Linked DNA regions of Homo sapiens: region 1 is linked to region 2. Evidence: chromatin contacts called from ENCODE Hi-C or POLR2A ChIA-PET data. All regions are on one chromosome and are shown on one strand. The core of a region is the stretch at or near the end of the contact, and the rest is flanking DNA. Distances in the headings are between cores, read along the strand shown. Region 1 overlaps SLC35D2 (solute carrier family 35 member D2). Region 2 overlaps CDC14B (cell division cycle 14B).

Region 1 (3,171 bases), core at 324-2,823, 210 kb before region 2:
ACACATCAGCAAAGTTCTCAGAGGCTGTGTGGCCCGCGACTTCCTGAAGAAGTCCGGGCTTGCACCCTTCGGGGTGGCCACTGGAGCTGTCACTATGGAGAATGTCCACACGTCCTGAGAGACTTGGCCTCCACCGCTCCACTGGGCCTCAGATCTTACCACTAATTTACCATTTTATTTGTCTCTCACCAGCAGCAGATACGGTTTCAGGGCAAATGCTGAAAGAACAACACCTTCCCAAAATTCAAATGTGGATCCTGGAATATTTAGAGGTAAAATGGCGTGATGGCTGGGATAGGTTTTAAAATACTCCAGAGGAACAAAAAGCTGGGGATGGATGAGGACAGATAAAATAAGATGGCAAAATGCCAAAGTGTTGAAGCTAGGTGGTGGGTCCCTGACAACTCATTGAATTACTCTATTTTGTGCATGTTTCAAAATGTCCGTAATAGAAAGTAACAAATAAATAAACAAACCTATGTTTTAAAATGATCAAAATCCCCTTCTAGGGTAAGTAGCTCTCCCAGGGTCCCCACATTAGCAAAGGGGGATATGGAATTCAAACTCAGATTTGTATTGTTGTTTTCCAAAAAGTACCAAGTCCAGAGTTCTTGGCTCTCCTTGATATGTGGCTAAGGATAAATGCCAATGCAAGGGTAGTGCCAAAAGGTGTTACTAGGGATATCAAACATCTTGTTATCATGTACCCTCCTGGTAGTCCTAGCTAACTTTACACTTTTTGTTTCAGTGCATATCAAATGTTAAATATTAAATTTTTTAAAGCCAGCTAAGGAAAACTGTAATGATTGTCATCAGCTCACCTGTTGCAGGTCTCCAGTGGAGACACTAATAATAAGAGTTGGGATAATCATGAAGCAGGCATTGTAGAAAAGTACTCCGTATTTCCCTAGCTCCTGCAAAAACAAAAATGTAAAAACCACTCAGTTTCAGAAACGTGAGGCACAGATTTCCTGGAGCCATTTATACAACTGCATATTCATGCGAAGTTAGAATGTGCATTCTGAGCAACTCTTTTGGAATATTTTCAGCAAATTTCTGACATAAAATGCTTTGGTTTGAGGGTACTGAGATTTTGGAATAAACATTTGTTTTACACCAAAACTACAGAGAAAACGCATGGCAGTGGGAAGCCTCTAGGGTTCCATTCATCTCCAGCATTCTAATTATGTGGGGTTTTTTTTAAAGCATGTAATTCAAAATGGGAAATCTGGAACAAAATAAAGAACATTAAAAATGTTAATATAAACAAAACTCTTTAAAAACATCTGCTCTTTCCATTAAAGGACAGCAGCATCATATATTTACTTTCATTAAAGTGGCCACACCACTTCACCATTTTCAAAAAAGGATGACATATTGTGATCCTCAAAAGACAACAAACCTGTTTTTGCAAAACTTCTACCGTTAAAAAAAAAAAAAAAAAAAAGGCCATGCAGGGGAAAAAAAAAAAAAACAGAGCAGATAAAAAAAAAAAAAAAAGAGCAGATTAAAAAAAATAGCTCATGGAAATAAGCCTGTTGGTCAGAGTGAACTCCCTCATCCAGCACAAAGAGCTTGGAACAAAGAAACATATGCCTGACTCATCCTCCGGGCTTCCTTGTAACAGCTGGGGGTGGGGGAGGGATGGGGGAGGGGGAGGGATGGGGCCTCCACGTGACAGGCAGCCACACAAAAGCAAAGCTCCTCTGCCCCACCCCTCATCATCAGAAGCAGCAGCTATTGCTGGACAAGACCTTACAAATTATCCATTGCAGTCATTTCATTCCACAGATAAGGAAACTGAAGTTTGGAGAAGTTAAGGTTCAAAGTCACAACAGTCAGTAAGTAGAAAAACTTGTGTCTGTAGCCCACATCTCCAGACTCCAAACTAGCGCTCTCTGAACAAATATCGTGACCCCTGACCTTGCCTTGGTGATTGATGATGCTGGTAAAAAAATTAATTTGCCTTTCAGAATAATCCCTTTTTATATGTTCTGAGTGTGCATCTAAACTAGTGGCTTTTCCCATCATATCTCATTTTCACCCAAAATTTCGCAAATAATAACTTATACAGACAAGATAATTGAAAATAAGGAATTTACAGGTCATATTATATAAATTAAATTACATTCCAACTGTACACATTCATTTTCATTTTTCATATAATTCTAGGGGCCAGATGACAGAGCCAAAAAGCCATAGGCAAGGTCTGGTACCTTTGGGTCCATTTTCTGTTTGGTATAAACTCCATTTGCTGCTGTGAAGATATCATTCAGGAATACAAAAATATAGCCTTCTAAGTTAAAAGCAAGGTCAGACCTGGGAGGGAGACCACAAAGGGAGAATGATTACTCAAAAACTCACAACTTGGCCTCCAAGCCCGCCTGATCTACCTTTCCCTAATCAAACCCACTTTTCTGTGGCACACTTTCCCCGCTTTGTGGTAGTGAATGATTAATTCCTCTGCTTTGCCTCCAGACAAAAACCAAACCAGCCCATCAGATGGCTTCGACTCAATCGTGAATGGCTTAAAACCAGAGCGACATTAAGCATCTTCCTTCAACTGCAACCCCTTTCTTTCGCTAGCTGATGAATCCACATAATAACTGGTGAGCCCTGACTTTCCTAAGGGGAGTGATTCGCCCCGATCCACCCAGGGGCTCTGCTTATTGTAGTGAACAGGGCCACCTCCAGGGTGCAGCCAGTGAGGGGCAGCTGGGCAGAGGCTGGGTAAGAGGGGTCGCATGAGGCAGCCACACCTCCATCTGGTGCCCAAACCGCACCCCGTCCATCAAAATGGCAAGGCAGGTATCCATCCTTCTATGTGACCCCTCTATGGCTCCTTTCTTCCCATTCTTTTGAAACAGCTTCTCTTCCATTTCCATTATAAATAGCACCAGCATAAATACGTTTGGGGATCTATGACAGGAACAAGAGGAAGAGCAATAGCTGAGCCATGATGTGGCCCACCCACCTGCACTTGATCGTTGCAGACAGTGCTAGGCCATGTCATAATTCAGAAATACACATTGCCAGGGAGGAAAACCTTTTCCTGTACCCTCTTAGATTCAGTGTCTGGGGGCCTGCTAATTTAACTGATAAAAGACAGATTAACAGGAGAAAGAGAATACGAATCTTATTAATATGTTCCCTGAAGTTCACAGAAAAGAA
Region 2 (3,159 bases), core at 15-2,514:
GGAGGTATTGAACTAGCAGTGATGGAAGAACAAGCAACAGAAGCAACAGGATCCCAGCTGCATTACTTCTCCTTTCAATGTTTCAATGCTGACAAGCCGGGCCTCAAATCATGGAAACCCAATTAGACATGTGCTTCCTATTTCTACTCTTATGCACAGGATTCTGAAGCTTTATTTATATACTTAGAGAGCCTCTGTACAATTTAGAACCCAAACGTTACACAAGTCATTTCACCCTAGAGCTGAGAGTGACAAAGGATATTGAAATTCCAGCAACAAATGTGGCAGCCTGAGTAACCAGGAAATCCTGGAGAGATGTCACAATGTTTCCAGCACTTAAAGACTCTTGTGACTATTTTCATGTCAGCCAGATGATACAGTCTTTCCTACGCCAAGAACTTGATTGATTATTAAAAAAAAAAATCACTCTCTCCAGATTAACAAAGAATGCTCACAAATCAATGCAAGTTGAAGATAGGCTTACACATTCAACTGCTCAATAAAAAAGGTGAGCAGAGGAAAGAACACAGAGAATAAAAAAGTAAATAAAATCACTTTCATAGCTCCTGCACAAAACTGGTTAAGAAAAAAAACTCGTTAAAAAAAACCTCAGATGAACTTATATTTCAATAGTTTTAACTTTTAAAATTACTTTTACATATATATAATGATATATATAATGATCCTCAATTTCGACAAAATGAAACTGGAAGTTCAGAGTAGCAAACACGTATCTACCAAGTCTGCTAATAAAAATAGTGAATTGGCCCTGGGAATTAGTACACATTTGAGTGGTAGGGACATTTTTTAAAGACCAAGAAAAAAATCTTGATTTTTTAAAAAATGAAATCTCCTAAATTTTAACCACAGAGGAAAAAAAACCCACAACTATTTATAATGCTCTGTGAGTTTCATAAAACTGGCAGGCTACAACTTTCCAGACCTTGGCATCAACTGCTCATCCAAGATCACACCGCCTATTATTGATGGAAGAGGGCCTGCTCCTCTGGCCGTATTTATAGACAGGAACCCATCCTATCTAAAACAATGACCGGAACAAGGATGGGACCCAAAATTCCAGAAAGCTTAACGGATCTGCAGTCAAGGATCTTAAGCTATCAGAGAGCCATTTCTCTTCACTTTTTCCCCAAGTTAACAGCACCCAGCAAGCACCACGGGCAGTGGAAACGCCCGTCAGAAGCCCTCGGGTGGCAAGGGAAGTCAAACTGTGATGCACTGTGAGCAGGGCAGACAGCTGCCTCCCACAGGGCCGGCTCCCAAGGAAGCACTGGCTTCCCACTGAGGGCCTGTGCCGTCCCTTTGCTCAGCCCAGTTCGCCTCACACTAGCTGGGGCCTGGCTACTACTGACGGTTGCCTCGTGCTGTTTGCCCTGCCTTTCACAGACACCCAGGAAGGGTGTTATGACCTCATTCTGTCCTCCAGCCTCTGCTGTCCCATCTGGGCAGCTGTTTGCTGAACTGGATTCTTACCCACTGCGTCTAGATCCTCGTTCTCTGTTCCCTTGTCTTAACTTCCCAACTGATCCTTTCCTCCTGCAGGCACTGGCTATTCTGAGTCCAAGATAATTAAATCATTTAAAAAGTGGGACCACAGATTCAAAAGATCATCATTAAATAACAAAGTCCCTGAGCTCTTATCATAACTGTAGAGGCAATCTCAAATTTAATGCAGTTTAGAATTCTTCTCACAGATTGCTGAGTTAATATATTCTTAAATTTAATTAGTATCATCATTTTCAACATAAATGCTTACAAGGTAAGCCATTCTTACAGCTATAAAAACTGCTTAAACATAAAAAATAATAATATACAGTGATAAATTTTGAACAGGGAACCTACATGTTACAATTAGCTCTACCAAAGTAATCTATTAAACATTAGAGGAAAGCAAATTTGCAAGCTACGTGCCAAAAGTTTGCTTGTGTCATTTATTTTTTACACAAAATGCTTGGCATTTATTTTATACACAGAAAGATGTTAGAAATGGTGGTTAATTTCCCAGGCTAGCCCTCAAAAGTACATTTAACCCATAGAAGAGATGAATACCATGTATCTTCAGAAAATCTAACTGCTGTGGCAGGAAGATGTAACCAAAGTTGAAAGACAAATACCATTATGTTCTCACTCATATGCAGGAGCTAAGTAAGTTGATCTTATGGAGGCCAAGAGTAGAATAAGGGTTATCAGAGGCTGGGAAGGGCGTGTGTGGTCAGGGGGAGTGAAGAGAGGTTGGTTCTTTGGTACAAATGTACAGTTAGAATGAACAAGTTCTAGTGTTAGATAGCACAGTAGTGTGACTATAGTTTACAATAACTTACTGTGTATTTCAAAATAGAAAGGAAGATTTAAAATGCTCTCAACACAAAGAAATGACAAATGTTTGAGGCGATGGATACTGCAACTGCCCTAATTTGGCTGTCACACATTATATACATGTATAAAACTATCACATGTAACCCATAAATATGTACAATTATGTACCAATAAAAAATTTTAAAATTGTACTGTAAACATAAAACATATACGTACACAACATACATCTGTGCATATACACACACGTGCACGTCTTGTTTCTAGAAATATAAAAACTTCTTTTTAAAAGATTTTTTAAATTTCTCAAGAGTGCAAATATGGATTTTGTGTATGACATTTTTACAACAAAATTAACAAAACAAAATTTCCAACTTTTCTTTCCAAAAGGATTTTTATTATGAATTTGTTTTGAAAAGCACTTAAAATTTTCCACTTAAAATTTCACCTTTACTTTGAAATGACAGGTTAAGTATCATTATCCCTCAATCTGGCCAGGTCATAGCCACTGGCTTAAATAGGGCAGCAAACTTATTTTGTAAAACAATATAGTATGTTTACCTTTTTGTGAATAAGCAAACAAACAAAAGCTCAAGTCATCTTTTATATTTTTCAACTCTTACAGTGGTGCAAAAGATTTTTAGCTTCACTCTAATTTGATACCAAAGAGTCTACCATTCAGATAGCTGAATGGGAAAGCCATTTACCAGGCCACATGAAGAGCAATACTTTGAAATACAATAAAGACAAATGAGTACTCAACTCACTCTTCTCACTTCTTGTAACACACATGACGCCTGACCATCTGTCAAAAAGACCAATTGTGGG

What was found. Hi-C counts contacts between places; a loop is a spot of excess contacts on that map. ChIA-PET counts read pairs that join two places held with the same protein, here RNA polymerase II (POLR2A). Pooled maps may share reads with other maps.
Region 1: a loop to region 2 is called in a map with no recorded cell type, with 4 times the contacts of the local background. The contact joins two enhancer-like sites. A Hi-C loop is called at or near these places in 3 of 168 maps with a recorded cell type or tissue (IMR-90, endothelial cell of umbilical vein and heart left ventricle), 1 of 37 single-sample maps with no recorded cell type and 9 of 50 pooled maps. POLR2A ChIA-PET finds 5 or more read pairs at or near these places in 5 of 52 experiments (A549, AG04449, Panc1 and 2 more).

The regions. Positions count from the first base shown.
Region 1 is chr9:96,343,083-96,346,253 of GRCh38, forward strand. SLC35D2 (solute carrier family 35 member D2) reads right to left here. Exons shown (of 12, transcript NM_007001.3): 7 at 2,217-2,319; 8 at 822-914. It overlaps SLC35D2-HSD17B3 (SLC35D2-HSD17B3 readthrough), which reads right to left. Exons shown (of 26, transcript NR_182427.1): 7 at 2,217-2,319; 8 at 822-914. Among named protein-coding and RNA genes, the nearest start is that of SLC35D2, 39 kb to the right of the region's middle. RefSeq lists an enhancer at 1-444. Within about 2 kb of position 1,574, at least 11 of the 41 ENCODE cell types and tissues checked have a DNase peak (open chromatin) inside an H3K27ac peak, as active enhancers do.
Region 2 is chr9:96,555,932-96,559,090 of GRCh38, forward strand. All of the region lies in intron 4 of CDC14B (cell division cycle 14B), which reads right to left. Among named protein-coding and RNA genes, the nearest start is that of CDC14B, 62 kb to the right of the region's middle. Within about 2 kb of position 1,265, at least 9 of the 41 ENCODE cell types and tissues checked have a DNase peak (open chromatin) inside an H3K27ac peak, as active enhancers do.